Linked DNA regions of Homo sapiens: region 2 is linked to region 1. The links are chromatin loops, found by intact Hi-C in ENCODE. Cell type or tissue: Caco-2. All regions are shown on one strand. Links, peaks and the distances in the headings refer to the core of each region. The heading gives the core; the rest is flanking DNA. Region 1 overlaps CLDN18 (claudin 18). Region 2 has its middle 23 kb from the start of CLDN18.

Region 1 (16,841 bases), core at 3,010-11,009:
GCCACTCTGTATGATACTACAATGGTGGATATGTGTCATCACACATTTGTTGAAACCCATAGAATGTATAGCAACAAGAGCGAATCCTGTCAACTCTGGGTGATAATGATGTGTCAATGTAGGTTCATCAGTTGTAACAAAGGTACCACTCTGTGGGGGATGTTGAAAATGGGAGAGTCTATGCACCTGTGTGTATGTGAGGAATCTCTGTACCTTCCTTTCAATTTTGCTGTAAGCTTAAACTGCTTTAAAAAAATAAAGACTTAAAAAATGAAAAGAAACTGGGTCATGTGCTCCATCCCCTAAACCACTCACTTGTAAGGGGAATGGGACACCATGACTTAGGCAAATCAGAATATACCCCTTGAGCCGAGGATAGTGCCATAGGAGGGAGGGGTTGATTTACAATATTAATAAGAAAAAAGTGATAGTGATGGTGGAATGGATGTTGAGTAGGCAAGCCAACAGTTCTTGCTCCACAGGGAAAGAGCTGATTGGATCAGAGGTGGACTCTTGAGAGAGGGGATCTCTCTTCAGAGAGGGGCGGCAGACATTTCATTGGCTAGTGGTCAATCAGATTTTCTCTCGAGAGAATTTAAACTAAGAGAAACATAGACTCTGCTTAGGCAGTAGTAGAAGCTTGAATTAGAAGTTCACACAGAATTGGATCTGGGTGGGGCAACCATTGTTAGTTGATGAGTAAGCATTTGGCAGGGACAGCCAGAATCTTGGAGTGGGTTTTCTGTTCCTTGCATATGAAAATACTTGACCAGGGTATTCATAGATGTATGCATCTTAGGGTGAGCACAGCTTACATTTAATCTGGGCCCTCTTCCCACCCAGTGTATGTATCTTTGCAGTTCTCAAACTAATGAAGCCATTTCAGATGGGTAAATAACACTAAAACTAAGATGATGACTGCTATTCAAGGCCCACCTGCTCTTGAGTGTCTGGATAGAATCCTCAGTGACATTTGTATGGGATTCCCCACCTAATAAGGTCAACAGGATATCCAGTTCCTTAGGTCTGACCCCTTTTTGCTAGGAGAATCCTGAGTGGCTTACACATTTGGAGCATGATGACAGCTGGAATTTCCAGTATTTTCTATGCTGGTCCCATGAAGGCTTTGATCATAGTTGCTGTTGCTACTCTTTATCTTGCCCTTACTTTGGAATGATGATTTAGCTTGGTGTAAAATTCTAGCTTGACAGTTGTTTTCCTTCTGATCTTCGAAGAAATGATTACAAAGTCTTCTGTCATTTTTTTGGTACTGATGTCAGTCTCATTGCCATGGATATGTAATACATATTTTTTTCTTATTTTAAGATGTTCTTTTTATTGTTGATATTCTCCATTTTCACTAGAGTGTAGCTAAGCATGGTTTAATACTTCTCAGGAGACAGAGTGTTTTCAATACTAGAACGTATGTCTTCAAGTCTAGAGACATTTCCTCTCCTTATTCTGACTATTCTCCTTTCTTGGAACCTGAATTAAATGCATGTTGTGAAGTTCCCCATCCTGTGTGTTGTGTCTCCAAAACCTTTTCAGTCATCGTATCTCTTTCCTTCTCGTATTGGGTCTTTGACTTGCTCTCCTCAGTCACTATTGCTATGTCTAGTCCACTGTTTAACTTATCAGTGTTTCTTGTATGAGTGACTGTATTTTAGATTTCCAGCATTTTTATTTTGTTTATTTTAAAATCCCACATGTTCCTCCATCCCCCCACCACACCATTCTTTATTTTTTTGGACATTTTACATATGCTTATTTTACAGTCTCTGTTAGATTTTTCTATTAGCTATAGATATTGAAATGAGATTTCTCTTGGTTATTACATTGGGTGGTTTTCTCATCATGGTTTTTTTCCACATGCTTTCTAATTCTTGATAGTGAGCTTATCTTTAGTGAGAGGTGTTTTTGTATGGGGAGCTCGTGCATGTCCTGGGGTGTGGATGCATCCATAAGGAGTGCCTACTATGGGACTCAACAGTTTCACCTACTGCAGGCTAGTTTTTTTCCTTTATTTCTTTAATTTTTAAAAAATTTGCTACATGGTTCATAGATGTTATATTTTAATAGCAAAGTTTCTTCATGTTTTTGTAAAATAGATATTTAATACATATCTGTTGACTAAGTGAATACAACTGAATCTTGAAAATATATTAAATGTATGAAACCCAATTTGGAGAACAATAACTGAAGTGCCAGTTCTACTGTCACAGAAAGAAAAGCTAGCTTCTATGAAGAAAAAAAGAATGTTAAGGGGTTGCACGTAAGTGGAGGTGACTCATGTTCAGCCTGTTTTTGGAGCTTCCATTCCATTGAAACATGAATCAGGGCAGAGCAGAAGAACTGAAGGGCAGTCAGCTACAGGATCTCACAACAGTGTCTTTACACTCATTGTCTATCCCATCCTACTCTGCAAACCGTACCCTCACTAGCTGCTCTGGGATTAAATTGTCCACTGCAGGGGCCATAATAATTTCCTTGGGAGAATCTGGCCTAAAGACAGCTGCTTTGGAAAAGATTTTTCTTTCACATCCTGGAGGAAAATATGCCTGAAGGGAGACTAGAGTTGAACTATTTGCCATCAATGATGATGACTAATTGATAACTCTGTAATCCTTTTAAAAAATAGGTTTTAGGTGATTAAATGCAAACAGAGTAGTCTTAATTTCATTTCTTTTAAAATCTTATCTCTTTACAACTTTCATATATACACACAGTTTCCCTGTTACCATCCTAGTGTGAAAAAGTTATTTTAGCAGATATTTAAGTCAATCAACTTGATGTACTGGGCATAAAATTATATTTTTTGCTGTTATTCTTCCAGGAGTCTAGAAATTTCTCACTTTTTAGCTCATTCTGATTGAGAACCAAGGATTATGAAATTTCCTTTATTCTTACCAATACTCAATTCATCCATAAACACACAGCAAAGAGACACACATATCACACAAAATATTCAATGTTACCACACATCAAAAGATCAAAACATAAAAACAAATCTCTAACAAACTGATAGGTTGGTGAGAAATATGAAGTGAAAGTCATCTTTTTTTTTTAGATGATATTACCTCCTAGTATGAGGCAAGACATTCAGAGAATGACCATTGATGAATTCTTTGTCATTGGTACTGGCTTTGCTTATTTGGAGACCCGCTGAGAGATGCCTTTGAGATCTGGCGCTTGTGAGGGAATTCTCATCCTGAAACTTTTCACCTCTACGTTAAATATGTACAAAGTAACATTTTCAAAAGTATTTTTTCAATTCAGTTTACAAAGTTAAGATTTTCCTGCTTTAGTATTGGGTTTAGAGACTGCCAAGACTTACCTATTGCTGTTACCTACTTAATTCTACTGTCTTTCCTCTTTGTACATACGGCAATATGTGTTTCTACAGGTGGATTCATACTCCCAGTTATGTGAGGCAGTAGGAACGCTGACAGCTGCCCAGAGCCGCTGTGATGGTGGAAGGTGAGGTGCAGTGCCTGACTGCCTCAAATTCTCAGGCTTTGAGTCTTGCATTACATCTAGTGATATCCAGTGTCCTATTCAACAAGGTCTATTTCTGATGCTCTTTATGTCTTCCTGCAGATCCTAGTTTTCATCTAGTATCATTTTCCCTCAGATTGAAGAACTCTTTTAGCATTTTTTTTATAGTGAAGATTTTCTGGCAATGAATCTTCATGGTTTCCTTTTATCTGCAAACTGTATTTTGCCTTCATTCTTGAAGTGTATTTGTACATTTTTTTTTTCGGTCAGCCCCTAAAAATACCACTGTCTTCTGGCCTCAATTATTTCTCTTTTGATATTATCCTGCAAGTACCTGAGGTTCTGTTTTTGCTAAAACTTTTTTTCTCTATTTTTGGATAAATTCTAATGACCTATCTTCAAGTTAACTGATGATTTCCTCTGTAATCTCCACTTTGCTAAGTTCATACATTTTTAAATTTCAGATTTTGTATTTTTAGTTTCAGAAGTTCTGTTTTCAAGAATAGTTTCTATTTCTCTGTGAGATTTCTTGTCTTTTTAGTCATTATTAGCATATTTTCTTTTATGTATTTGAGCATAGTTACAATAGTTGCTTTACAAATCCTCATCTGCTAATTCCAGTATCTGGGTTATCTTGGGGTCAGGTCTCCATTGATCACCTTTTCTCTTAAAAATAGGTCACGTCATGCACATGTCAGATAGTTTTGGATTGCGTCCTGGATATTGTGAGTATTATGTTTCAGAGACTCTAGATGCTATTATAGTCTTCCAAAGAGTATTGATTTTTTTTTTGTTTGCTGGAGAAGACAATTAATTTGCTTCTACTCATACAGCAAACTTTGTGTCTTGGGGACATCTCAAGTCTCCATTCAGCTTTGGATCCTAAGTCAGCTGTTTGTAGTCAGCCCTATACTTGCATGGCTTAGGATTTAACTAGAGACCCAGGGAGGGGTTTTTATAGAAAACTTGGATCTTCTCCCTCTGAGTCTCTTTTTTCTAAGACTCTTTGCTCACCTTATAGTGGCTATAGTTGCCCTGAACTCTGTCTCATGGTTCTTCAGGCCAGAAAAACTGCAGATTTTCTAACAGATTTTAGGTACTTCATGCCACCTGACTTTGGCTTGTCCTTGGGCCAGAAGCCTCAAAAACGGAAATTTGCTTTATACCTTTCCTCTCTTTTAAATGTCAGCTACCCTTCAGAATATGTCTGTCTTTGTTCACCCTCTAGTGGCTTCAAGTAGTTACTTTTTGTATTTTGTACAGAGTTTATATTTGTTATCTGCAGGAGGGTTAGCCTGGTGGGAGCTTACTAAGCCATACTGGAAGCTGAGTTCCTCCTGCCTAGTTTTTGTGTTAATTTCTGTGGAGTTTTGGTGTGTTACCAAAGAGGCCATGAAGGTCATTTGATGCCAACCCTCCAGTGAATTCCTTATTGGGTTCTCTCTGCTCCATTGGCTGTACCTTTCTGCAGATGGATGGGGTGTGGCCTGTCTGCACAAAAGCTACTGGTGGGTGGGCTCTGCCAGCTGTCATAGGAAGACATAGTCACATTCATTCACTGCTGACTTTTAAAATATCTCTATCTACATTCTGACTCCTCCACCCCTCAACATTTTTTTTTTTTTTTTTTTTTTTTGCAGCTGGACATTTTTGTTTTTCTTTCTCTCTCTTAATTATGACTTAATTCTTAAGACTTGGGCAAACACTTCCAGTATCATAAGGGGCTTGCTGCCTGGTGGGGCAGCCTGTGCCCCACTGTGATACTTTATTCACCCTTCAGCCAGACTTCATCCTCCTTACCAGAGGCATTGCCATGGCAACCTCCCTCCTCTGGGCAATAAGTATGGGTGGCAAAGTCCTACATGCTTAATATGTTTGATATTTTACCTTTTAAAACATTCTTTGGGGAAATTCAAGTTGGCCTGTCGAACAAAATAAATAAGCTTTTCATTGTCAACAAGGGCTAAGGGCGGCAGCTTTGATAACAGGGAAAGCTTGGACTGGTCAAAAACTCGAAACCAGAGTGAGCAGGTCACATCTAGTTCCACTTGAGATGAGAAAGGAATGGGAAACCTCTCAGTGCTGATGGAAACTGACTCAGATCCCAGATGCTGCTGGGGAAGCTCTAGCCTAAGATGGCTGCTGGGATGAAGTGAGCCCTGGTCCACACCCAACCTTGTAATGTTTGTGTAGCTGCCACCACTGGAGGGAACAGGTATTTCTCCTACGGACAGTCCACCTTGGGAGTGCTGGGGCTTTCCTTTCCCTTCTGGGTGGCATCACACCAGAGTCCTCTTTAGCCTGGAAGCCCTTAAGAGTGCACATACATCACAGAACCCACTGAGAGCTTTGCAGAGGCTGAGGTACTGGGTAGCCCAATGTCCTCCCCCATCTCTGCCATCTGTCTATGCACTAGTTACAGAGACAGGCTCTTATTGGGCATTATTTAAAATTTGAGTGTTAAAAATTAAAAATTTACAATAAATTAAGTATTACGCTTCTTGGCTTCATTGGCAAATATTTTTTTCTTTAAACTAGATTTATATGAGTTTCTCCCTATCTTTCTTTATTTTTCTCATTTGTGTTTTTCTTCTTCCTTTTCTGTCTCTCTCTCTCCCTTTTTTTCTTCCTTCCATTTAAAAAAATGTAGTTATGAATTTATTTTGCCCATTTAATGGGATTTTCTATGGCATATTGGAAACAAAGTGAGGTGTGGAGTCAGACAAACCTGGTTGGAATCCACGCTTTTCTATTTATTAGCTATGTAGACTTGGCATAGCTGTCCCGGTTTGTTCAGGCTGAGTGGTTTTCTGGAACACAGGACTTTCAGTGCTGAACCTGGGACAGTCCTGGACAAACTGGGATGGTTGGTCACCTTACTTGGACAAGATACTTAGCCTCCCTGAGCCTTGGTTTCTTCACCTGTGAGCTGGGGATAATAATACCTGTCTCATGGGGGCTATTTTGAGGGTTGGAAATAGTGTAAGAAAAGGGCCTGAAACTATGTCTGTGACATTGTAGATTCTCGATAATGATAATGATAATGACAGCAATATTAACATTAATAATCATCTGTATTTTTTAATGGCTCAGAGAGATTTTTTTCTGCCATAAATGCTTTTCTCTTTTTTCCTAATGTCTTTTCAAGGAGAAAAAGTTTATTTTGTTTTCTTCATTTTTACGTAAGCCTGGGTATTATGGTTTGAATGTTTGTCCCCTCCAAAACTCATGTTGAAACCTAATTCCCAATGTGGAAATAATGAGGAGTGGGGCCTTTAAGAGGTGATTGGGTCATGAGAACTTCACTCTCATGAATAGATTAATCCATTCATAGATTAAGAGATCAGTGAGTTAATGGATTAGTGGGTTATCACAGAAGTGGTACTGGTAGCTTTATAAGAAGAAGAAGAGAGACTTGAGCTAGCACATTTAGCTCCCTCACCACATGATGCCCTGAACTCCTTTGGGACTCTGCAGAGATCCCTCCCCATCAGCAAGAAGGGCCTCACCAGATGCAGCCCCTTGACCCTGGACTTCCCAGCCTTCAGAATTGTAAAAAATATATTTCATTTCTTTATAAATTACCCAGTTTCAGGTATTCTGTGATAAGAAACAGAAAATGACTAAGTAACTGGGTTTCTGAAGCTTTGCTGTGTCCAACTAAAAAACAATAGCTGCTGAATTTTCCCTGATGTCTAACATCTCTGAGTAGAATCCAGTGATAACACATGGTTGAGATTATCTTTTAGAAACCTTGAAAAATTCATCAAGGACCCAAAAGTCTTCTTTAGAGATAGGCTGCTCTGTGCATAGCTCATACAGAGCCCCTTCCTTATCAGATGCAGGTCTGATGAGTTCCAGGTGTTAAATATCTGGGGACTCAGGGTCTGTTCTGGACATTTCCCCACACAGGTGGATCTGGTTGGCTCAGACCACCTGCCAACATTAGGCCACCCATCCTGAAGCAAGCCCATCCTGCTCTTTCTGGATGGCCCTTCTAGTCAGGAAAAGGAGTTGGATACTGAGAAGGCCAGTGGTTGGGAGGAGATGAGGTCTGTGTGTTCTTGTGGAGCAAGCAAGAGGCTAACCTGGTATGGACTCTCGTCTTTGTTCTGGCTCCCCTGATATGCCTGTGCAAAGGCCTTGAGCATGTCATTTCTCCTTTCTGGTCCTTGTTCACAACAGAGGTATGGGCCTCGGCTTTCCTGTCTTCAGAGGTGAGTAAATGGTGAAATGATTGCCAATTGCCAAAGAGTCTCTAAAGGGGAAGAAAAGCTAAAGCAAAATAGTGTGAGATCAGTTTCTGGGCTCATGACCGTTTTAATTTATTGGTTCAGAGTGAACAGAGAACTCTACTCAGCCATGACTTAATAACTTCCTCCTTCCAAGCTGCCTGAGATGGTCATGTCTCCAGGTAATGAGCTATATCTGCTCCTGTGGACTTCATGTCTGGGTGTTGTTTTCTATTTTTTAATTCTTCAGTTTTTAGTTTTTTTTTCTCTAGATATAAAATAAAGCTATTCTCATTGAAGAAAATTTGCAAACTACTGTAAAGTACAAATGAAAAAAGTATCATCATTATATCTCCAATCAAAAGCAACTACTTAAAATATTTTGGAATATATTTCTTACCAGGGTGTTTTTCAATGCACCGTTTAATAGAATTAATGTTAGAAAAATATAATAATGTTAGTGACTATATAATAGTTTACTTATATATAAAGACTATTAGAAACCTTTCCCTCATTAGGTTTTTAAGTTGATCCAGTTACATTATTTTAAACAATTGATACATACCTTTGAGCATAAGTATTTATGATTATTTCCTTAGGAGAAATTTAAAGAAGGAGCATTGCTGGATTAAAGAAGAAATATTTCCAGCTTTCTTCCGTATTACATATAATTCTACCTTTATGTTACCCTAAAAATCTAAGTTAAAAGATAGGACAAAATATAATGTTTTCTATGTAAGGAATTGGTATGATCCTTGGTCTGCAAGTAGGACCCACCCACTCCTTGAAGTTTCTCTGAAGAAGAAGAAGTCTATGCTTTCTTTTAGCTACCCACTGTGGCAGGGGTGACTGAGATTTCATTTTATTTGGTTATTAGGGAGTAGCTGCATTTAGTGTTGAATATTGTGGTGGTGTGGATACTAGAAACCATCGCTGATAGATGATTTTGGGGTATCTAAATTAAATACCCTTACTCCAGAATAGAATTTGGACATATTTAAAGCATTTTAGTGACATTTTGTCTCTACAATATATTATAATATCTTACATAGTGAATATTAAACCACAAGAAACTTTTTGCTTATCATCATCTCTTAAGGGCCTCACATGCGCATTTCACGTTTATTTGGGCTATTATGAAGAGAATACCCCCTTCCCTTTCTAGCTGTGGGTTGGGAAGTATGAAAAATCAGCCTGACTTTAGCTGAAGGAATGGAATTGTTCAAAAGCCATTCTGAGGCTAGAAAAGTCAAAGAAGTGTTGGTCCCTGATGAGGCTCTGAAAATTGAACCGACTGTGTGGTAAATGTGTATATATGAGCGTGAGTGTGTGTGTGATCCTTGAGTATTTAGAGTGTTGGGCCACTAGTGGGGCGAGATCAGCGTTGTTGGAGGGTTAAAGTATATAAAGCACTAGGCACAGTACTGATTATTATGAGGACTCAGTACAGAAGTTAGATAATGAAAATATGTTAGTGAATCATTGTAATCAATCCTGAAGGTCACATAATTGGTTGGCAATGCAGTCAGAACCAGAAATCCAGGTTTTTGATTCCAAGCCCAGTGCTCTCTCCAGTGGAACACATCAACTCAGAGATATCAGGCATTTTGGCAAAAATTGTGGCTGTTGCAGTAGTCAACCCTGGATAATGTCCCGTGGAGGCAGGAGAGGGCTGAATACTACCTAAGTAAAAGGTAAGAGAACTGGGGACTCCCAGGGATTTTTATGAGTAACAATGCTGAGTCATATTTTGAGCCTGTATTCCATGGCTTGGTTAGTCCATTTCTGTCTTTGTACAAGGAGACTTCAAAATGCCCCTAAATTTTAGAAAATTTAAATTTGAATAGCTCAAAATTACATAACCAAGGACAGTTTTCTACTGATGACTTTTGTAATCTCACTTGTTTAAAACTGAATGTAAAGTGTTTTGTTTTTGTCTTTTTTTTTAATTTTTAGGTTTTAATTATCAGCTTTCTTTGAGAACCAGAGTAATCTCTCAGATCCTTCCTTTCTGTACTACATACTGTTTGGTAACTAGTCAGAGAAGCTCAGAAGTTATATCTCTGAAGCTTTCTCTGGAGTTCAGTTTCATCCAAAAGAAGAAAAAAATGAGGCAAAGCAATGAGTTTACCTGATTTCTAAGGACCCCGGCTCCTCAGAATACAAGTCTTCATGGCATATGACAAATCTCCATGTTTTGACTGGGGGACCCAGGCTTCATCAAACTAGATACCACTGCTCTGGCTATAGGAAGAGGTTTAGGGATGGGTACATTACTCAAATAATCTAATGTATTTTGTTAGGGTTTTTCTCCTATGCATAGAAGGAAAGAGATGCCTCCCTTTGGCTAGGTTTCCCATAGCTGAAACATGGCTTTATGGCTAGAAATATAAGCAGCCAACACAACAACTCACAATCTTCTTGAGAAGCAAACCAACAGAGAAGACAGCAGAACTGAGATATGGGCAGAGAAAAATAGAGTCTTAATCATAACCCTTGATTCAGCTGTGTCTGAAGCCAACCCTGACCTCAGATACCCCAGTTACATAAGCATTGCCCTCTTTGTCTTAAAGTTGTGAAGCTTGGTTTACTGTCACTTAAGTGGGTCCTTTACTTGTATTATTCCATTATTCTTATCATCCCTATTTTACAGATAAGGAAATGGAGACTCAGAAAGTTTAAGGGCTTTGTTCAAGCTAACATAGCTGCAAAGTAGTATGACCTGGATTTGAGGTTGGGTTGTTCTGACTATATAGCTTATGCTGCTTTTGTAGCTTGGATACAGCCTCAGTTTATTGAGCTGGTCAACCCAACCTTGGCAGCATCAAGAGGGCAGGCATTGGCTCTCTTGTTTTACTGGCCCACAAACAGGACAATGACATTAGACACTTCGGGCTTGTGCGCTTAGGGTCAGACAGGCTAAACTGGATCCTTGGACCCCATGCTGCATGCCTGGTTGCTCTGGGAACTCCTCTTCATTAAGGCTTCCCAACTTGCAGAAACCACAAACTGGTCTGGAACGACACCTAGCTCTAGGTAGCTAGGCTGCTGTTGAGCAGAAATGGATTCTGAAAGCAGAAAAACTCCCATGAAGAAGCATCCAGCGTTGAGGTGCTGGGACTTCCCACCTCCACTTCCCAAAACATATGAAAAAAGAGCAGAAGCTATTCAACTGTAGGATAACAGTGTTTTTAATATTTAAGTAACAAAACATTCAGGTTAATACTCAATGCATATACAATAAGATAGAGCAACAACAACAAAATTACAAAGCACAATCTAACTATATGGAGGCTTTCAAACAATTAAATGTTGGATAGAGAATGCGCTAATTAAAAACCCAGCTGAGCCACACCGCACTACCTGAGACCTGACCAGGGACTTTCTGGTGGTAGAAGGGAGAGCTCATTGTGCCCTGTGGCCTTCAACTCAAATGGATGCTCTTCAACTCAAATCCAGAGAGCACTTAACAAACTCCATGCTCTAGATTGCTCAACCCTCCTCCTTGCTTTTCTTTTTTCTTTAGTTGACTTGTCTGCTCATCCTTTACCCAAACTGAGGCAGTGAGTTCCACAAATACTTCCTCTGGTTTGGTTTAAATGTTGCTGTCTCAGTGAGAAGGGCCTCTGAGCTCACTGCTCTGACTCTTGAACACAACTTGTTATTTAATGGGGCATAATCCGTTCTTTCCCCAGACATAGTCTGTTCAGCCTGAAGATCCTTATGAGTATTCACCAATCCCCTTGGAGGTCACTTTCATATGTACTATTGATGTGAGGACTTTCCTCTCAAATAATAACCTAATGGCCAAGTTCCCCTGCACCAATGCTGCTGTGGGTAGTTTTTAGAGACTGCTCTTACCTCAGTTTCCTAGGGGGCCTATCTGGCTTTGGTACTGGGATGGAATTCTACTGTCTTGGAAGGAATTTAGACTTTCTGCTCAAAAGGGCAGTGATGTAAGCTCAGGGAAGGTGTGTGGTTGCAAAGAGCTTTCAGTTTTGCCCAAACATCTGATGGTCCAACCACTCTAGGTGAATTCAGAGAAGTGAACAGCTCTCAGAGTAACAAAACTGACCACCAGCTAGTTGTGATGGCGCACACCTGTAATTCCAGCTACTTGGGAGGCCAGGGTAGAAGAATTGCTTGAGTGCAGGAGTTTGAGGCCAGCCTGGAAAGTGAGACCCCGTCTCTAAACAAAGCAAAACAAAACAAAACCGACCACAGTGCCAGGAAAGTGCTACTGCTAACTGGCAGTGGCTTGTAACCATGCAAATGTGGATACCTGTCACTTGGAAACATTACATTTAATTCAGGCTCAACTTTTTTTTTTTTTTAAAGAATTAGTTTTAACCTACTTCCTAGGACTTGCTGTGTTCCATTATTTATTTTTTATTTTTTTAGACAGGATCTCGCTATGTCACCTGGCTGGAGTGCAGTGGTGTGATCATGGCTCACTGCAGCCCCAACCTCCCTGGGCTCAAGTGATCCTCCCACCTCAGCCTCCCGGAATGCTGGGACTACAGGTGTAGGCCACCATGACTGGCTGATTTTTTCTCTCTGTATTTTGTAGAGACAGGGCTTCTCCATGTTGCCCAGGCTAGTCTCGAACTTCTGGGCTCAAGTGATCCTTCCTCCTCAGCCTCCCAAAGTGCTAGGATTACAGGCGTGAGCCACTGTGCCCAGACATTATTTACTTTTTACATGGCTTACACTTACTATCATGTACAATCAGAGCCATAGAGACCTCAAAGGGAAAGAATTAGGATCAGTGAGCTTTTCATGGAATTTGTACTTAAGCATGACTTTACAAAGTACCATATAGACAATGTCAAAGCAATTATTTTTTCATTTCCTTCTATCCACATGTAGGGGTGAGGCTATTTCACAGAGATAGTGTATCATTTTACTAAAACATTATTTATTTTAACTATATTTAGGACTTAAATTAAAAAAAATAATTTTCTCATTCATCTAGGGACAATTTCTGACCCGCGACAGAAAGAGGACTCCAGTGGAGAGCTCAGGAAACTCCTAGAATGGTGTTGCTGTAATAAGAAGATGTCAACAGCAGTAGAAAGGTTTGGTTGCCTCAAACTGAAAATGACTTTGGTTTGGTAACTTTTAAGATCACAGTGTAAGAAAACCGAGATCATGGGCTGGAGAGATTACAAATATCTTTCTCTTATTGCTTCTTCTTCAGTAAGTGTTTATTACTAGCCAAGTTGGGGGTGGGGAGACAAAATTCAAACAGCAGAAAATAACATCTTTGGGTCTACTCTTTCCTTTCAAAAGTTTTCTTGGGGATAAGCTGGGAAATAGATCATCAATGGGTTTATTGACTAGGAGGAAGAGGGGGAGTCTGTCTAAATCATCAAAATGTGAGAGAGAGATTAAAACCACATTCTCTCATCAGAGTAGAAAGTTATATTTAAAAAAAGAAATAGAGGATTGAAAATGTGAGCTATAGCCTCTAATTCATAAATAACTCAGCTGTTTTATGGTGGAATATTTAGAGACAGAGACTGAGGCTAAGACCATTTGGCCTCTCCAAAGATGAAATCGAGGCTTTTCTAACTTCCAGCTGTGAGTCAAAAGCAAGAAGAAATCTAGATGGGATCTCCTTGTTTTTTGGGTGAGCTCTCCGGGAGTTTCTTCCGCCCGTGCTGAGAGGTCTTAGAGCATTACACATAGTCGTGCTTGGAAGGATAAGATTGTACCTCGTCCTCTGTGCGGGCACCTCCATCGTATATCTTCTTGTTTTTGGTGTTGGACCCAAAGCCAGTGCTGGCCTTGAAGCCTCCAGGCTTGTAGGCAACACTGTGGCCTGAGGCATGATAAGAAACGGCTTTGTAGCTGAAAGAAAAATAAACATTCCATGATTGTAGATGTCTTTGTTAGTAGGACCAACCTCCTATTTACCATAAACTGTCTCAGTCTTGGCACTGAAAGTCCAGTGTCCCTGGAAACCCATCAGTCCGGGGCAAACCAGGATAGTTAGTAACCTTAGTTTTTGGTACACTGGTTTTACTGCCTCTGCAGTGGAACAGAAGTTCTTGCACTGTTTTAGAGCTTTGCTGAGCCGAGAACAAAATCTCCTGAGAATAAAATAATTGTGATTCCAAATGGACATTTTTGGATGGTGGAGAGAGGTATCCCCAAATCCTCGGTAACTAATGAGTTCCCTCTTTCAATCAATAAAAATACAGCTGAACCAGAAACAATGTCCAGGGGAACATTGTTACGTCAAAGGATCATAGAATTTGTGAGCTGGAGGGTACCTACGTTCAGCCCATTGCCTCAAGCTGCTCATTTCATGGATGAGGTGATAGAGGCACAGAGAGGGCAAACAACCTGCTGGAGGTCACAGGGCTGGTCAGTAGCAGAACCACACTGGAATCCAGCTGTCCCCACACCAGTTCAATTTAGGAAGTTACAGCAGAGTTTCTCAGCAGCAGCACTGTTGACGTTTTGGAACAGATGCTTCTTTGCTGTGGCACAGTTCTGTGCACTGTAGGGTGTTCAGCAGCATCCCTGGCCTCTACCCGCCAGAGGCCAGTATCACTTTCCCCCACCCTCCCAAAATTGTAACAGTTAAAAATGTCTTCACGTGTTGCCAGATATCCCCTGGGGGGGAAATTGCTCCTAGTTGAGAACCATGGAGTTACAAAACAATCTCAGAAGGAACAAAGAAGGATGGATTTTTCTTTCAAATAGGATCACATTTAAATCAGTCTAGGCTGAAATATTCCCATTCTGTTCTTTAGGTTCCCCCTAAAAGAGAAGCTTCGATAATCCTTAAGTCAAATAAAGTTCATCCATATACCTAGACTGATTTTTTTTTTGGCTGCAAGTTATACATTAAAATAGACCCTGAACAAATAAAACGTCTGGTTGCAGCGGAACAGGGAGACTCACTTGGTTTCTTCTGGTGCCAGGCCCCGGCAGGCGATGCACATCATCACACCCCCAATTAGTGTGAGGCCTCCAGCGACCCAGCCCACGAACAGAGCCGCACCAAATGTGTACCTGGGTAGGGAGATGGTGGCTGTCAATATGGTTGACTCAACTCTCCAGGCTCCACCCACTGCACCTGGCTGTGCCTGTTCTTTCTGTCCCCACTTTTGGATTCCACATCCATCCCTGACCATGCCCCTGAACACACATTCCTGTGGGTCACAGCCAACTGATCAGGTACCCTGGAGAGTAGAATTGGGACTAAAGTTAGGGGGCAAAACAGCAGGGGGATTCTAGCATCACTCAACCATAAAATTATAAATCTTATCTCTGTGACACATCTCAAGAAATCTCCCTCCCCTCTCTACTGGCAAAAGAAAGTGTCTTGAAGGTTTGGCAAGAGAAATTTGAAAGATATAAAATCAATCTCGACTGGGTACAGTGGTTCATGCCTGTAATCCTAGCACTTTGGGAGGCCAAGTTTCAACTGAGGTCTGGAGTTCAAGAGCAGCCTGGCCAACATGGTGAAACCCTGTCTCTACTGAAAATACAAAAATTAGCTGGGTGTGGTGGTGCACGCCTGTAATCCCAGCTACTCAGGAGGCTAAGGCACGAGAATTCCTTGAACCTGAGAGGTGGAGGTTGCAATGAGCTGAGATTGTGCCATTGCACTCTAGCCTGGGCAACAGAGCGAGACTCTGAAAAAAAAAATCAATCTCAAGTTATTATTTCTGAAGGAATTTTAGTTCTTTGAGTTCTCAGTATGGGCCAACGAGTAGTCATCTTAACTTATCTCAAATAATCCTTACAACCCTCCATGCAGGTAGAGCTATTACCTTCAGAAGGAACTAAGTTGAAGTGACTATTCATTCTTTTATTGATGTCTTTACTTATTTGTTCAACAAGTCTTTATTGAGCTCCTACTATGTGCAGAGCCCTGCCCTGGTACTGGGACACAGGGCGAACAAGGTAGACAGAGACCCTGTGCTCGTGGTGCTTCTGTTCCAGCTCACAAGAGAATTCTAACTTGGGGTGGTCTGACTCCAAAGCTGGTGCCCTTTGCCTAGGGGGGCTGCCTCCAATGGGACTCAATTACATCAGATCAGGATTGGGAACAAAATCTCCTGAGAAAAAAATAATTGTGATCCCAAATGGATATTTTTGGATGGTGGAGAGCAGTATCCTTCTTCAAGTGACCAAAAACTATTAGGATGTCAGTGCGTATTTTAATGCCAGCTGATAACTTGATTTCCGGCTCCATGAGTTCTGCAGAAAAGGAGAGCTCAGCATGGAAAAGGAGTGCCTTCTCTTGGAAGTTTCCCTTTGTGTTCCTCAAAGAGCATGGGGACTGTTTGTAGAACTCTGTGAATTACTAATATGTTTAAAGTCTACGACACAAGCTAAGAACGTTATACCAACAATAGGAAGACAAGTAATATGTGTGCAAACCTCTGCAACCTAAGAAAATACAATACTTTAGATGTGCTTTAAAAGCACACACATTGGCTGGGTGTGGTGGCTCACGCCTATAATCCCAGCACTTTGGGAGGCCGAGGCAGGCAGATTGCCTGAGGTAGGGAGTTTGAGACCAGCCTGGCCAGCATGGTGAAGCCCCGTCTCTACTAAAAATACAAAAATTAGCCAGGTGTGGTGGCAGGTGCCTGTAATCCCAGCAACTTGGGAAGTTGAGGCAGGAGAATTGCTTGAACCCAGGAGGCGGAGGTTGCAGTGAGCCGAGATTGCGCCATTGCACTCCAGCCTGGGCAACAGAGTGAGACTTCGTCTCAAGAAAAAAAAAAAAAAGAAAGCACACACACTTTAGCAGGATTAAAGTAAACAATGTAAGCTTCATGATCAAGTATAGTTGACTGAGCTCAGTCCTTGAAAAAGTTCTGGGAGAACATTTACCTGTAGGCTATTTTTATTTCCTTGGACTGGGAAAAAGACAGAAATTTGGTTTAAGGGCTTCTGCCTTGGCATGAAGAGCCCTGCCCCCTCATCCTACCCAGTGTGGCTGGGAGCTGAACAGCGGATCTTTTCCTGGGGCTTCTCCTAGGGGGTCCCTAGGTGATTTCCTGCTGACAGCTCTGGTCCATGGGCCCTGACACAGACAGAGCCCCTGTCCTTGATACCCCTATGGATGGTTGAGTGATTGCTTAA
Region 2 (16,841 bases), core at 4,207-12,206, 50 kb after region 1:
CCCTCTTTCCCAGTGATCTCTGGCCTTTGTGTTACTCCCATGGCTATAATATATTACATGGCAAAAAGGATTTTACAGATGTAATTAAAGTTACTAATCAGCTGACCTTAATATAAAGAGATTATTTTAGATTATCCAGGAAAGCCCAATGTAATCATATAAACCCTAAAAAGCAGCAGAAAAAGGTAGAACATGGAGTGGGAGAGATGTAGCAGAAAGTTAAGTTAGAGAGATCTCAAGAATGAGAAGGATTTGATGCACAATTTTTACCTTGAAGATGAAAGGAGATCACATGACAGGGAAGCAGGAACTTCAGCCCTGCAACTGCAAAGAACTGAATTCTTCCAACCAACAGTGAGTTTGGAAGAACCCTCCAAGTCCCATATAAGAACCACAGGCATGGCAAATACCTTAATTGAAGCTCAGCAATTCCTTAAACAGAATATCCCAAAACTAATTGGGCCCTTATCTTACACCATATGCAAAAATCAATATCATGCTAGACATCTGATTTATAGAAACTGTGAGATAATAAATGGGTGTTATTTGAAGCTGCTAAGTTTCTGGAAATTTGTTATGACAGCAGTAGAAAACTAAAAACAGATAATTAACAGATTAAACACAGCTGAAGGTAATACTCATAAAGTAAAAAATAGAACTGAAAAAATTATGCAAAATGTAGACAGAGAAATAAAGAGGTGGAAAACATGAAACAGTAGTAAGAGAATGGAAAAATGAATGAGAAATTCCAACACACATCTAATAGGAGTATAAGAAGACAATAAATAGAATGAAAAAAATATTTGATGAGTTATTGGCTAAGGATTTTCAAGAATGAATGAAAAGCATAAATTCCATGTTAATGTTGTTAAATGAGTTCCAAGAATGGTAAATAAAAACAAATTCACACCTGGATGTATTGTAGTATTGAAAAACACCAAAGTCAAAGAGAAAAACCTTTAAAACCTTTAAGGTCAGCTGATTAGTAACTTTAATTACATCTGTAAAATCCTGAGAGAAAGGAATTGCAGCTATTTTATCAATTGCAACAACTGAAGCCAGAAGAATAGAATTATATCTTTAAAGACTGATAATAAAAATAATTACTAACTCAAAACATTGAGAAGACAAGCCACAGACTGAGATAAAATATTTGCAAAAGACATCTGGTACAAGATTCTTATCTAAAATATACTAAGAACTCTTAAAACTCAGCAATAAAAAAAATACAACCTGATTTTAAAATGGAAGAATTAGCATGAGCAATCAGACAAGGAAAAGAAGCAAAATACATCCAATTTGGAAAGAAAGAGGTAAAATGATCTGTTTTCAGATAATATGATCCCATATATAAACTCCTTAAGACTCCACAAAAAACCTGTTAAAACTAACAAATGAATTCAGTAATGTTGCAGGATACAAAAGAAACACAAAAGTTAGTTGTGCATTTTTACACCAATCATGATCTATCCAAAAAGGAAATCAAGAAAAAAAATACCGTTTGTAATAGCATCAAAAAGAATAAAATATTTTGGAGTAAATTTAACCAAGGAGGTGAGAGATCTGTAGCCTGAAAACTCTAAAACATCAATGAAAGAAATCGAAGACACAAATAAATGGAAAGATGTCTCTTGTTCATGGATTGGAAGAATTAATATTGTTAAAATGTCCGTACTACTCAAAGTGATACACAGATTCAGCATAACCCCTATCAAACTCCAGTGCCATTTTTCACAGAAATGAAAAAATATTCTAAAATTTGTATGAAACCACAAAAGACCCTAAAGAGCCAAAGCAATCTTGAGGAAGAAGAACACAGTTGGAGACATCACACTTCCTGACTTCAAATTATATTACAAAACTATAGTAATCAAAACAGTATGGTACAGACATAAAAACAGACACATAGACCAGTGGAACAAAATATGGAGGACAGAAATAATTCCAAGCAATATACAGTCAACTAATTTTTGACAAGGGCATCAAAAATACACAAAAAAGAAAGGGTAGTAAATTGTGTTGGGATAACTGGATATTCACATACAAAAGAATAGAATTGGGCCCTTACCTTATACCATATACAAAAATAAGTTCAAATTGGATTAAAGACTTAAATGTAGGGCCTGAAGCCATAAAACTCCTTAAAGAAAACATCAGGAAAAAGCTTGTTGACTTTCATCTTGATAATTTTCTTTTTATATGACACCAAAAGCTCAGGCGACAGTAGGAAAAATAGCCAAGTGGGACTACATCAAGCTAAAAATAGCCAAGTGGGACTACATTTGCTTCTGCACAGCAACGCAAACAATTAACAAAATGAAAAGACAACCTAGATTAGGGGAAAATATTTGCAGACAGTATAGCTGATAAGGGGTTAATATAAAAGATATATAGGGACTCACACAACTTAATAGCAAATAAAAAAACAACTGGATTTAAAAAATGGGCAAATGACCTGAATAGACATTTTCCTAAAGAAGACATACAAACTGACAACAGATATATGAAAAAGTGCTCAACATCATTATCATCAGGGATATTCAAATCAAAGCAATAATAAAATATCACCTCACATTTGTTAGGAAGACTATTGTCAAAAAGATAAAAGATAGTAAGTGTTGGCGAGGATGTGGAGAAAATGAAATTATTGTACGCTGTTGGTGGGAATGTAAATTGTTACACCCATCCCGGAAACCCATTCTGGAGTTTCCTCAAAAAAATTAAAAATAGAGCTACCATAAGATCCAGAAGTCCCTCTTCTGGATATATACGCAAAGGAAATGAAATCAGAACCTCAAAGAGATATCTGTGCACTCATGTTCATTGCAGCACTGTTTATAATAGCCAAGATGCAGAAACAATCTAAGTGTCTGTGCTAACTCTAACGGTGTTGAGGGATTTTATTTGCCCCATTTTACTGATCTTATTCCCAGGCACATAGAGAATATTTCTCACCTACAGTATAGGAACAGTTTGAAAAATAACAGTCTAAATACCACTATGTTCAGAGGTCTCTAGCACTAAGTGTGGGCTCTGAAAAAAAATTCAATTTTCCAGAAGAGAGAGCCCACCTGCTCTTTCCAGAAAAAAATGCCCATCCCAGATTCTTGAGGGGAAACTCGGAATGTTCTTGTCATAAGCTCATGGGTCAGATATAACTCAGAAAAACGACCATTGAACTCCGAGTTTCAGCCTAAGGTGGGCGTTCTAAGGACAGCATTCAGCTAAGTAGTGACTCATTTCCACTTGGTTTGGCTTGTGGGAGTAACAAGACATCACTCCCTTGACTGTAGACAGGAGGTATAAATGGCTCAAGCACCCTCCCCAATTTGCAGACTCAAGGTTCCATTCTAAAGCCAGAAAGCATGGCAAACCAAAATATGCCCAGTATTATTCACTGGCTTCCTAGTTCTTGCTATATTTTTGAGCCCCAGTTTGAGTGACTAATAGCATATGGATTTTCGATAAAAAATACACCTAAAAGCAGTTCATAAATTCAGGCATATTTGGAAAGAATTTAAACAATATGTATTTTCTCAGGCTAGACACGAAATAGATCTGTTTGTTTGCCAAGCAGGGTTTTGGTTGGTAAACTCAAACATTGCTTCCATTGACATAAAGCAAGATGCAACAAAACTATGAACATTATCCATAATACCATGTTTTCCCAGTTGCCAGCACATGTCTATGTTAAGATGTACCCTGAGATACAGGAGGCCTTTCTAGGACAAGAATTCTAAGACAGAATCAGCCTTTGGCAAGGGTGTGATGACACCACACATGATCTTCAGGCTCCCCGACCCTCATCTGTCTGTCTTTTTCTGAGAACTTTCCTCCTCATGGATGCTCATTGCCCCAGGTCCTCATGTGCTCTCACATCTCTAAAATATGCCAGTAGGAAAGAGATGTGCTAAGGCATGATCAGGAAGGCTTCGTCTGCAACCTCTTCTGAATTATTTATATTTTACCCTGGGAATCAACTTCTCTCTCCACCTTAAAAACAAATCAAACAAAACATTGTCTGTTTGCTGGTGGTTTGGCAATCCCTAGACTTTTGGATTTTATAAATGAGTAAATTTTATATAAAGGATTCCAGGACTCAAAGAGGACTGGCAAATCATTATTTTGTTAAGTAAGGACAATAACTAATGACCATATCACATCATTTATAAGATAAATAATATTTTAATGTGAAATGATAGAAAACCACAATCTCAGAATAAAGGACAGTCTTCAACAGGTAAGATATATATAAAATATATATTATAATATATATATTTGTACCTATGTTAAACATAGGTACAAATGATATATGTATGATGATATATATAATATATAAATGATATATATCATTTGTATCTATGTTTAACATTGTCCTCATTTTTTATCTAATTTCTTTTCACATAAGGAAACCATCATCATGGACCAACATAGTCCATGAACCAGCATGGGTGCAGATGCTTGGAGTTGCAGGGTTAGTAGCTGACCTTCAGCTGGTGAGATGCTTGCTAATAAGTTTGTTGAGGAGGAGCAATGCCAGGATAGGGGGGCCAGAAGTGTGACTTTTGAGGTCCAGGTGATCTTGAGGAAAGATGCTGAATTTGGGAGAATATGTAGACAGGCAAAGAGAGAAGATCTTGAGGACTCCAGATGATCTGACTGAGGGTGCAGGAACTGAGGTGGGTAGAAGTGGGGACAGGGTGTCTGGTGAAAAGTCATTCACATCAGGGACAGAAGAGAAGAAAAGCAATGAAAAGTCCCTAAGGACCATGACTATGAACTCACAAGTGGCTCATTTAGAATGTTCTGTGGACAAGGACTAAGGAACATTGGTTGATTGATTGATTGCATGAGATTCGTTTGATTAATTCATGAATGTATTTGTCTAAAAAGCAATTGTTGAGTCAGGTAATGCACTAAGGGCTGGGGCTATGGAAATTATTAAGGTACAATTTTTGTCCTCAGATATGTGTAATTATTTATAAATGGTATACAGTCATGCATTGAATAACAACGTTTTGGTTAATGATGAACTGCACTTATGATGGTAGGCCCTAGAGATAATAATAGAGCTGAAAAACTTTTATTGCCTAGTGACATTGCAGCCATCATAACATCATAGCATAATGCATTACTTGCGTGTTTATGGTGATACTGGTGTAAACAAAGCTACTGCACTGCCAGTCATATAAGAGTATACAGCACATAACGATTATATACAAACAATACATACTACTTGATAGTGAAAATAAATGACTATGTTACTACTCTTACATATTTACTATACTATGCTTTTTATTGTTGGGGTGTACTCCTTCTACTTACTACAAATAGTTCACTGTAAAACAGCCCCAGGCAGGTACTTCAGGAGGAATTCCAGAAGGCTATATTGTTATCACAGGAAATGACAGCTCCATGAGTGTTATTGCTCCTGAAGACCTTCCAGTGGGACAAGATGTGGAAGTGAAAGACAATGATATTGATTATTCTGACCCTATGTAGGCCTATGCTAATGCGTGTGTGTCTTAATTCTTTTTTTAAATGTTTAAAAAGTAAAAAAAAAGGAAAAATTAATATATAAAAAAAAATTTATGCAGCTGTACAAAATGTGTTTGTGTCTTAACCTAAGTAGTATTACAAGAGTCCAAAAGTTAAAAATAATTAAAAAGCTTATAAAGTAAAAATGTTACAGTAAGCTCAGATTAATTTATTATTGAAGAAAAAATTTGAAAAAATAAATCTAGTGTAGCCTAAGTGTATGGTGTTTGTAAAGTCTATAGTGGTCTACAGTAATGTCCTAGGCCTTCACATTCACTTCCCACTCATTCACTAACTCACCCGGGGCAACTTACAGTCCTGTAAGCTCTATCCATGGTAAATGCCCTATCCAGGTGCAGCATTAAAAAAAATCTTTTATATCATATTTTTACTGTACCTTTTTATGTTTAGATATGTTTAGACACATAAATACTTACCATTGTGTTACACTGATTACAGTATTCATTACAGTAACATACTGTACAGGTTTGTAGCCTAGGAGCAATAGGCTATACCATATGGCCTAGGTGTGTAGTAGGTTATACCATACAGGTTTGTGTAAGTTGACTCTGTGATGTTCACACAACAACAAAGTCACCTAATGATGCATTTCTTAGAATGTATCCCCATCGTTAAGTGACACATGACTGTATATGTGCTAATATATTTTATGTATTAGATACATTATAAAACATACCCTGACATGAAAATTAAATGAGGACAATACAAAAATGATTATAAATAGAAGTTTTGAGATTATCTTCCTGTGGATTATTTTCCTGGGCTGTGTACACTCCCTGTTTAGAGATTGTTGGCCAAATGAGGTGTGAGCAACTTGAGAGAGGGAGACTGGCAAGTAGGAGGGCTGATGGCTTTGGGGAAAGGAATAGCGCCATGAGGCTAAGGCACAGACATGGGGCTCAAAGAGAGAGTGGCATGAGTTTCTTAGGACCAAAGAGAAAAGAGGGAAAAAGAATGCAGTAAGCTGAAACGGAGCAAAAAGAAGAGAAGAAAGGATGTGTAGCTTGGGGCTGGGGGAATAAGTAGGGTGATTAAAAGAACTGGTGAGTGCTCATTGAGGTGGAGCTTATGGAGAGAAAGGGAGCTAGAAACTCTGGTTGGAGTGGATCTGGCTTATGTGGACCCAGCTAAGTGAGCAGCATGAGGCTGGCTTGTGATTTACCTATTGTTCATATGAGGTACACCCCATAGTCATACAGTGATGACTGACGGCTTGTGCTCAATTGCAGAGTACAGTGTGGGAAGGGCTTACGTGAGATTGGAAAGAGGGAAACCCGTAAATCTCAAGGGAGAATCTTGCACTGATTCTGATAGGCTTATAGGTCACAGGGCACTGTGGCTCAGTGTTAGCTTTTTGAGTCACTTGATAACAGCACTAGGGTGACCAGTCATCCTGATTTGCTCAGGACTGTCCTGGTTATGTGACTGAAAGTCCCAGGTCCCAGAAAACCCCTGAGTTTCAGGCAGTGGTGCTTCAAAACATTCGTAGTAAAGGTCCCATAGAGGGACTGTGTTTTCCAAACCAAAGTGTTTAAATGCATGAATGGAGGAGGCATTTCCCCTCTGACTTCTTAGGGTACATAGACATTTTTTTTTAGGCCAGGCGCGGTAGCTCACACCTGTAATCCCAGCTTTTTGGGTGGCCAAAGTGAGCTAATTGCTTGAGCTCAGGAGTTTGAGACCAGCCTGGACAACATGCCAAAACCCCATCTCTACAAAAGAATACAAAAATAGCTGGGCATGGTGGCGTGTGCCTGTAGTTCTAGCTACTTGGGTGGCTGAGGTGGGAGGATCACTTGAGCCCAGGAGGTCGAGGCTGCAATGAACTGTGAATATGGCACCACTGCACTCCAGCCAGGTCAATAGAGCAAGACCCTGTCTCAAAATTTTTTTTTAAAATATAAAATTAAATCACCTCTAGTTAATGTGTATAATAACTTTGTGATGACACTAAGATGGGAGGAAATCCCCCGTGTGGGAAGTGTTAGGGCTGATGGCCATAGAGGTTTTCATTTACCCACCACACATGCTTTATCTAAGCTGCTTTCAGTATCAGGAGCGGACTCTGTTTCCTGCTCTCAGGAATCACGAGGAGGGTGAGACAAGAGAGCAAACAAGGTAGGGAGGGCTGGTTTCTGTTTGACTAGCTGTAGGCCTGCTCGCCTTCCTGCCACCTCCCAATGTTCAACACATCAACTGCAGGTTCACCTTTAGGTGCTTTTATTCAGGGGAGCTAAAAACTTACTCAAAGGGTTTTTGAGTCATGAGGACAACTAAGACTCCAACCTGCATTTTCTTTCACAAAGGTTTTCTTTAAGTTACTATGTTTATTTTTTTATTTTCACAAAAGTAATATAAACGGTAATATAAAAGTGAGAGAATAAAAAATTTACAAAAAAACCCAAAGGAGGGATGAATAGGTGGAGCACAGGGGGTTTTTAGGGCAGTGAAACCACTGTATGATGCTATGATGGTGGATATATTACACATTTGTCATTATACATGTGTCCAGACTCATAGAGTGCACAACACCAAGAGTAAACCCTAAAGTAAACTATGCACTGTGGATGATAATGATGTGTCAATGAAGGTTTGTCAATAGCAAGAAATGTACCACTCTGTGGGGGATGTTGATAATGGGAGAGGCTCTTAATGTGTAGGATATAGGAGCACAGTGTATATGGAAAATATGTCTACCTTCCTCTCAGTTTTGCTGTGAACGTAAAACTGTTCTAAAAAAGCAAGTTCTAATAATAAATAAATAAAAGGAAAAATATTCCTCAAGCCAACAAAGCATAGATTCCTGTAAGAGATACTATTGTTAACATTTTGTCTTTATTTACCTCTTGTCTTCTTTCCCTGAATACATACATTTTACATATTTGGGATCAGACTGCACATACACATTTTATTATGTTTTTTCATTTAACTTTATATTTGTCAAAAATATTTTCTTCATTAAAACCCATTGCAAGCATAAATTTTAATATGTTATCATGTAGATGTATCATATTTATTTAACCTTTCTCCCACTGTTTATTTAGGTTTTTACCAGTGTTTACTTTTTGAAAAATTAGAATCTTTGATTTTTGAAATCTTGATGGGAAGAAGTAGAAAAAAACCTAGCATTTAAGTTGTAAGCAATTTTTAATTTCACTAGAGATATATGCTGTAATAGTCCTTCAGCATAAGCTGAATTTTGTTCTGGGCACCACCGTAACTAACACACTATAATTACACATATATAAAATACATACCCACTTGCTATTTGGGGAGAAAATGCATTGTTATACCCAACCATAACGTAGATGTTTGTATACTTATAATCCAAGTGTACTGATGTGTAAGGAACTCTCTCTCTCTCTTTTTTTTTTTGGTGTATGCTTGAGTCAGAGTTGTATCTCTGCAGAATATGTTTATTTGTTTGGTAAGAAGAAGTAAATGGAGTATAAAAATTTTTTTTTCTCAGTTTGAAATGAAACTGCTCTATGCCTAAAGAAAGACTTGTTCTCCTGAATGTGGCTATGCATGTCTATGTACATACTTGGTTACCCAGAGCACTTGGCCTCTTAAGATCTAGATAAGATAGTTCTATCACTCATTCTATAGCTCATGGATCTCCAAAGTCCCACTCAAGATTTCTGCAGTTTCCTGAGCAGCTTGGTTCTCATCATCTCTGCCTCTGAGATCCTGCTTCCTTGCACCTGTCCCTGTTACATACCATGTGTACCCAGATCTCACATCCAGCTTCTTCCTCAATTTACACAATGCAAATTCACACAGATCATCTAAATGTGAAGAAATAATAATAACGGCCGCTGACATTTATTGAGTACTTACACCGTACCAGACATTATTCAAGAACTTCAGAGGCATAGCTCGATTGAATCTTCATAACAACCCTATGAGATGGGCATTCTAAATATTCCAACTTTACAGGTAAAGAAAGTGAGGTACTGAGAGATTAGGTACAATTTATATGGAAGTATGTTTACTAAAACATTCACTTATTCAAAAGATTAGTAAGCATTGTAATAATTTTGCAAAGTGGTGGGGATTCAATGGAGAAAAATACAGACATGGTATTGGCTCTCAGGAAGCCCACAGTTGAGAGGCAGGAAACAGACAATTAAATTATTAGAGGGAGCAGAGCAAGATGGTGGAATAGAAGTCTCCACCGATCCTCTCCCCACCCCACAAGGACACCAGTTTAACAACTATCTACACAAAAAAATGACCTTCATAAGAACCAAAAGGAAGGCAAACACCCCAGTACCTGGTTTTAACTTTATATCACTGAAAGAGGCATTGAACAGGTAGGAAAAACAGTCTATATATACATATATATATATATGTGTATATATATATATATATACACACGTGTATATATATATACATATATATGTGTATATATATATACGTGTGTATATATATATACATATATGTGTGTATATATATACATATATATGTATATATATACATATTTTATTATACTTTAAGTTCTAGGGTACAGGTGCACAACATGCAGGTTTGTTACATATGTATACATGTGCCATGTTGGTGTGCTGCACCCATTAACTCATCATTTACATTAGGTATATCTCCTAATGCTATCCCTCCCCACTCCCCCAACCCCACAACAGGCCCCGGTGTGTGATGTTCCCCTTCCTGTGTCCTCATTGTTCAATTCCCACCTATGAGTGAGAACATATGGTGTCTGGTTTTTTGTCCTTGCGATAGTTTGCTGAGAATGATGGTTTCCAGATTCATCCATGTCCCTACAAAGGACATGAACTCATCATTTTTTATGGCTGCATAGTATTCCATGGTGTATATGTGCCATATTTTCTTAATCCAGTCTATCATTGTTGGGCATTTGGGTTGGTTCCAAGTCTTTGCTATTGTGAGTAGTGCCGCAATAAACATACGTGTGCATGTGTCTTTATAGCAGCATGATTTATGTTCCTTTGGGTATATACCCAGTAATGGGACGGCTGGGTCAAATGGTATTTCTAGTTCTAGATCCCTGAGGAATTGCCACACTGTCTTCCACAATGGTTGAACGAGTTTACAGTCCCACCAACAGTGTAAAAGTGTTCCTATTTCTCCACATCCTCTCCAGTACCTGTTGTTTCCTGACTTTTTAATGATTGCCATTCTAACTGGTGTGAGATGATATCTCATTGTGGTTTTGATTTGCATTTCTCTGATGTCCAGTGATGATGAGCATTTTTTCATGTGTCTGTTGGCTGCATAAATGTCTTCTTTTGAGAAGTGTCTGTTCATATCCTTCGCCCACTTTTTGATGGGGTTGTTTGTTTTTTTCTTGTAAATTTGTCTGAGTTCTTTGTAGATTCTGGATATTAGCCCTTTGTCAGATGATTAGATTACAAAAATTTTCTCTCATTCTGTAGGTTGCCTGTTCACTCTGATGGTAGTTTCTTTTGCTGTGCAGAAGCTCTTTAGTTTAATGAGATCCCATTTGTCAATTTTGGCTTTTGTTGCCATTGCTTTTGGTGTTTTAGACATGAAGTCCTTGCCCATGCCTATGTCCTGAATGGTATTGCCTAGGTTTTCTTCTAGGGTTTTTATGGTTTTAGGTCTAACATGTAAGTCTTTAATCCATCTTGAATTAATTTTTGTATAAGGTGTAAGGAAGGGATCCAGGTTCAGCTTTCTACATATGGCTAGCCAGTTTTCCCAGCACCATTTGTTAAATAGGGAATCCTTTCCCCATTTCTTGTTTTTGTCAGGTTTGTCAAAGCTCAGATAGTTGTAGATGTGTGGTATTATTTCTGAGGGCTCTGTTCTGTTCCATTGGTCTACATCTCTGTTTTGGTACCAGTAGCATGCTGTTTTTGTTACTGTAGCCTTGTATAGTTTGAAGTCAGGTAGCGTGATGTCTCCAGCTTTGTTCTTTTGGCTTAGGATTGACTTGGTTCCATATGAACTTTAAAGTAGTTTTTTCCAATTCTATGAAGAAAGTCATTGGTAGCTTGATGGGGATGGCATTGAATCTATAAATTACCTTGGGCAGTATGGCCATTTTCACAATATTGATTCTTCCTATCCATGAACATGGAATGTTCTTCCATTTGTTTGTGTTCTCTTTTATTTCGTTGAGCAGTGGTTTGTAGTTCCCCTTGAAGAGGTCCTTCACATCCCTTGTAAGTTGGATTCCTGGGTATTTTATTCTCTTTGAAGCAATTGTGAATGGGAGTTTTCTCATGATTTGGCTCTCTGTTTTTCTGTTATTGGTGTATAAGAATGCTTGTGATGTTTGCACATTGATTTTGTATCCTGAGACTTTGCTGAAGTTGCTTATCAGCTTAAGGAGATTTTGGGCTGAGACGATGGGGTTTTCTAGATATACAATCATGTCATCTGCAAACAGGGACAATTTGACTTCCTCTTTTCCTAATTGAATACCCTTTATTTCTTTCTCCTGCCTGATTGCCCTGGCCAGAACTTCCAACACCATGTTGAATAGGAGTGGTGAGAGAGGGCATCTCTGTCTTGTGCCAGTTTTCAAAGGGAATACTTCCAGTTTTGCCCATTCAGTATGATATTGGCTGTGGGTTTGTCATAAATAGCTCTTATTATTTTGAGATATGTCCCACCAATACCTAATTTATTGAGAGTTTTTAGCATGAAGCTGTTGAATTTTGTTGAAGGCCTTTTCTGCATCTATTGAGCTAATCATGTGGTTTTTGTCTTTGGTTCTGTTTATATGCTGGATTACGTTTATTGATTTGCATATGTTGAACCAGCCTTGCATCCTAGGGATGAAGCCCACTTGATCATGGTGGATAGGCTTTTTGATGTGCTGCTGGATTGGGTTTGACAGTATTTTATTGAGGATTTTTGCATGATGTTCATCAGGGATATTGGTCTAAAATTCTCTTTTTTTGTTGTGTCTCTGCCAGGCTTTGGTATCAGGATGATGCTGGCCTCATAAAATGAGTTAGGGAGGATTCCCTCTTTTTCTATTGATTGGAATAGTTTCAGAAGGAATGGTACCAGCTCCTCGTTGTACCTCTGGTAGAATTCGGCTGTGAATCCTTCTGGTCCTGGACTCTTTTTGGTTGGTAAGGTATTAATTATTGTCTCAATTTCAGAGCCTGTTGTTGGTCTATTAAGAGATTCAACTTCTTCCTGGTTTAGTCTTGGGTGGGTGTATGTGTCGAGGAATGTATCCATTTCTTCTAGATTTTCTAGTTTATTTGCATAGAGGTGTTTATAGTATTCTCTGATGGTAATTTGTATTTCTGTGGGATTGGTGGTGATACCCCCTTTATCATTTTTTATTACATCTATTTGATTCTTCTCTCTTTTCTTCTTTATTAGTCTTGCTAGCGGTCTATCAATTTTGTTGATCTTTTCAAAAAACCAGCTCCTGGATTCATTGATTTTTTGAAGGTTTTTTTGTGTCTCTATCTCCTTCAGTTCTGCTCTGATCTTAGTTATTTCTTGCCTTCTGCTAGCTTTTGAATGTATTTGCTCTTGCTTTTCTAGTTCTTTTAATTGTGATGTTAGGGTGTCAATTTTAGATCTTTACTGCTTTCTCTTGTGGCCATTTAGTGCCATAAATTTCCCTCTACCCACTGCTTTAAATGTGTCCCAGAGATTCTGGTATGTTGTGTCTTTGTTCTCGTTGGTTTCAAAGAACATCTTTATCTGTGCCTTCATTTTGTTATGTACCCAGTAGTCATTCAGGAGCAGGTTGTTCAGTTTCCACGTAGTTGAGTGGTTTTGAGTGTGTTTCTTAATCCTGAGTTCTAGTTTGATTGCACTGTGGTCTGAGAGACAGTTTGTTACAATTTCTGTCCTTTTACATTTGCTGAGGAGTGCTTTACTTCCAACTACGTGGTCAATTTTGGAATAGGTGCGGTGTGGTGCTGAGAAGAATGTATATTCTGTTGATTTGGGATGGAGAGTTCTGTAGATGTCTGTTAGGTCCACTTGGTGCAGAGCTGAGTTCAATTCCTGAATATCCTTGTTAACTTTCTCTCATTGATCTGTCTAATGTTGACAGTGGGGTGTTAAAGTCTCCCATTATTATTGTGTGGGAGTCTAAGTCTCTTTGTAGGTCACTAAGGATTTGCTTTATGAATCTGGGTGCTCCTGTATTGGGTGTATATATATTCAGGATAGTTAGCTCTTCTTGTTGAATTGATCCCTTTATCATTATGTCATGGCCTTCTTTGTCTCTTTTGATCTTTGTTGGTTTAAAGTCTGTTTTATCAGAGACTAGGATTGCAACCCCTGCCTTTTTTTGTTTTCCATTTGCTTGGTAGATCTTCCTCCATCCCTTTATTTTGAGCTTACGTGTGTCTCTGCATGTGAGATGGGTTTCCTGAATACAGCACACTGATGGGTCTTGACTGTTTATCCAATTTGCTAGTCTGTGTCTTTTAATTGGAGCATTTAGCCCATTTACATTTAAGGTTGATATTGTTATGTGTGAATTTGATCTGTCATTATGATGTTAGCTGGTTATTTTGTTCGTTAGTTGATGCAGTTTCTTCCTAGCCTCAGTGGTCTTTACAATTTGGCATGTTTTTGCAGTGGCTGGTACTGGTTGTTCCTTTCCATGTTTAGTGCTTCCTTCAGGAGCTCTTGTAGGGCAGGCCTGGTGGTGACAAAATCTCTCAGCATTTGCTTGTTTGTAAAGGATTTTATTTCTCCTTCACTTATGAAGCTTAGTTTGGCTGGATATGAAATTCTGGATAGAAAATTCTTTTCTTTAAGAATGTTGAATATTGGCCCCCACTCTCTTCTGGCTTGTAGAGTTTCTGCTGAGAGATCAGCTGTTAGTCTGATGGGCTTCCCTTTGTGGGTAACCCGACCTTTCTCTCTGGCTGCCCTTAACACTTTTTTCTTCATTTCATCTTTGGTGAATCTGACAGTTATGTGTCTTGGAGTTGCTCCTCTCGAGGAGTATCTTTGTGGCGTTCTCTGTATTTCCTGAATTTGAATGTTGGCCTGCCTTGCTAGGTTGGGGAAGTTCTCCTGGATAATATCCTGCAGAGTGTTTTCCAACTTGGTTCCATTCTCCTTGTCACTTTCAGGTACACCAATCAGATGTAGATTTGGTCTTTTCATGTAGTCCCACATTCCTTGGAGGCTTTGTTCATTTCTTTTTATTCTTTTTTCTCTAAACTTCTCTTCTCACTTCATTTCATTCATTTGATCTTCAATCACTGATACCCTTTCTTCCAGTTGATCGAATCAGCTACTGAAGCTTGTGCATTTGTCATGTAGTTCTCATGCCATGGTTTTCAGCTCCATCAGGCCCTTTAAGGACTTCTCTGCATTGGTTATTCTAGTTAGCCATTCGTCTAATTTTTTTTCAAGGTTTTTAACTTCTTTGCGATAGGTTTGAACTTTCTCCTTTAGCTCAGAGGAGTTTGATCATCTGAAGCCTTCTTCTCTCAACTCGTCAAAATCATTCTCCGTCCAGCTTTGTTCCGTTGCTGGTGAGGAGCTGTCTTCCTTTGGAGAAAGAGAGGCGCTCTGATTTTTAGAATTTTCAGTTTCTCTGCTCTGTTTTTTCCCCAGCTTTGTGGTTTTATCTACCTTTGGTCTTTGATGATGGTGACGTACAGATGGGGTTTTGGTGTGGATGTCCTTTCTGTTTGTTAGTTGTCCTTTTAACAGTCAGGACCCTCAGCTGCAGGTCTGTTGGAGTTTACTGGAGGTCCACTCCAGACCCTGTTTGCCTGGGTATCCGCAGTGGAGGCTGCAGAACAGCAAGTATTGCTGAACAGCAAATGTTGCTGTCTGATCGTTCCTCTGGAGGTTTCGTCTCAGAGGGTTACCTGGCTTTGTGAGGTGTCAGTTTGCCCCTACTGGGGGGTGCCTCCCACATTGGCTACTCAGGGGACAGGGACCCACTTGAGGAGGCAGTCTGTCTGTTCTCAGATCTCAAACTCTGTGCTAGGAGAACCACTACTCTCTTCAAAGCTGTCAGACAGGGACATTTAAGTCTGCAGAGGTTTCTGCTGCCTTTTGTTTGCCTATGCCCTGCCCCCAGAGGTGGAGTCTACAGAGGCAGGTAGGCCTCCTTGAGCTGCAGTGAGCTCCACCCAGTTAGAGCTCTTGGCCGCTTTGTTTACCTACTCAAGCCTCAGCAATGGTGGGCACCCCTCCCCCAGCCTCACTGCCACCTTGCAGTTCGATCTCAGACTGCTGTGCTAGCAATGAACGAGGCTCCGTGGGTGTGGCACCTTCCAAGCCATGTACGGGATATAATCTCCTGGTGTGCCATTTGCTAAGACCATTGGAAAAGTGCAGTATTAGGGTGGGAGTGACCCGATTTTCCAGGTGCCATCTGTCACAGCTTTGCTTGGCTATGAAAGGGAATTCCCTGGCCCCCTGTGCTTCCCGGGTGAGGCGATGCCTCGCCCTGCTTCGGCTCACACTCGGTGCACTGCACCCACTGTCTGACAAGCCGCAGTGAGATGAACCAAGTACCTCAGTTGGAAATGCAGAAATCACTGGTCTTCTGCATCACTCACGCTGGGAGCTGTAGACTGGAACTGTTCCTATTTGGCCATCTTGGAACCACCCCTGGAAAAACAGTCTTGAATCACCAATGCTACCCCTCCTCTATCCCCCAGCAGTGGCAGTGTGGTGTGAAGAGTGTCTCTGGACTCCAGGGAAGTGAGACTACAGTATTTGTGAGGCATTGAACTCAGTGCTGCCCTTTGATAACAGAAAACAAAACTGGACCAAACTCAGCTGACACCCACCCATGGAGGGAGCATTTAAACCAGTCCTTGCCAGAGGACAATTGTTGATCCCTGTAGTCCAGACTTGAGTTCCTCCAAGCCTCGCCTCCAAGGGCTAAAGTACTCCAGGTCTCTGAATAAACTTGAAAGGCAGTCTAGGCCCCACAGACTGGAACTCCTGGGTGAGTCTGAGTGCTGAACTGCACCCAGAGCCAGTGGACTGGGGTTGCAGGGGTATGACCTCCTGAGACACCAGCTGGGGCAGCTAAGGGAATGCTGGCATCATTTTTCCCCTCATCCAGGCTGAGCAGCTCACAGCTTCAAAAGAGACTTTTACCCTCTGCTTGAGGAGAGAAAAGGGAAGCTTGGGGAGGACTGTCTTGCATCTTGGATACCAGCTCAGCCACAGCAGTTTAGGGCACTGGACAGAGTTGTGAGACCCCCTTTTCAGGCCTTAGTCCTCAGACATTTCTGGACACATGTTGGACCAGAAAGAAACCTGCTATCTTAAAGGGAAGGACCCAGTCCTGGCAGGATTCATCACCTGCT

Evidence for each region. Hi-C counts contacts between places; a loop is a spot of excess contacts. Peaks named below come from ENCODE experiments on the same cell type or tissue, not always from the same donor. Only the 100,000 strongest peaks of a DNase experiment are listed, where the experiment ranks them.
Region 2: it touches region 1 in a loop (2.7-fold over the local background); 2 of 110 quality-filtered maps call a loop at or near these places.

The regions. Positions count from the first base shown.
Region 1 is chr3:138,027,709-138,044,549 of GRCh38, reverse strand. It overlaps CLDN18 (claudin 18), which reads right to left. Exons shown (of 5, transcript NM_016369.4): 4 at 14,643-14,753; 5 at 10,901-13,580. The coding sequence ends at 13,409. LOC105374128 (a long non-coding RNA gene) reads left to right here. Exons shown (of 2, transcript XR_001740930.2): 2 at 1-277. Among named protein-coding and RNA genes, the nearest start is that of CLDN18, 26 kb to the right of the region's middle. In Caco-2, for the core only: no CTCF peak of the experiment used is centred there; no DNase peak of the experiment used is centred there.
Region 2 is chr3:137,979,151-137,995,991 of GRCh38, reverse strand. No RefSeq gene overlaps it. Among named protein-coding and RNA genes, the nearest start is that of CLDN18, 23 kb to the left of the region's middle. RefSeq lists an enhancer at 6,975-7,104. In Caco-2, for the core only: no CTCF peak of the experiment used is centred there; a DNase peak (open chromatin) is centred at 7,661.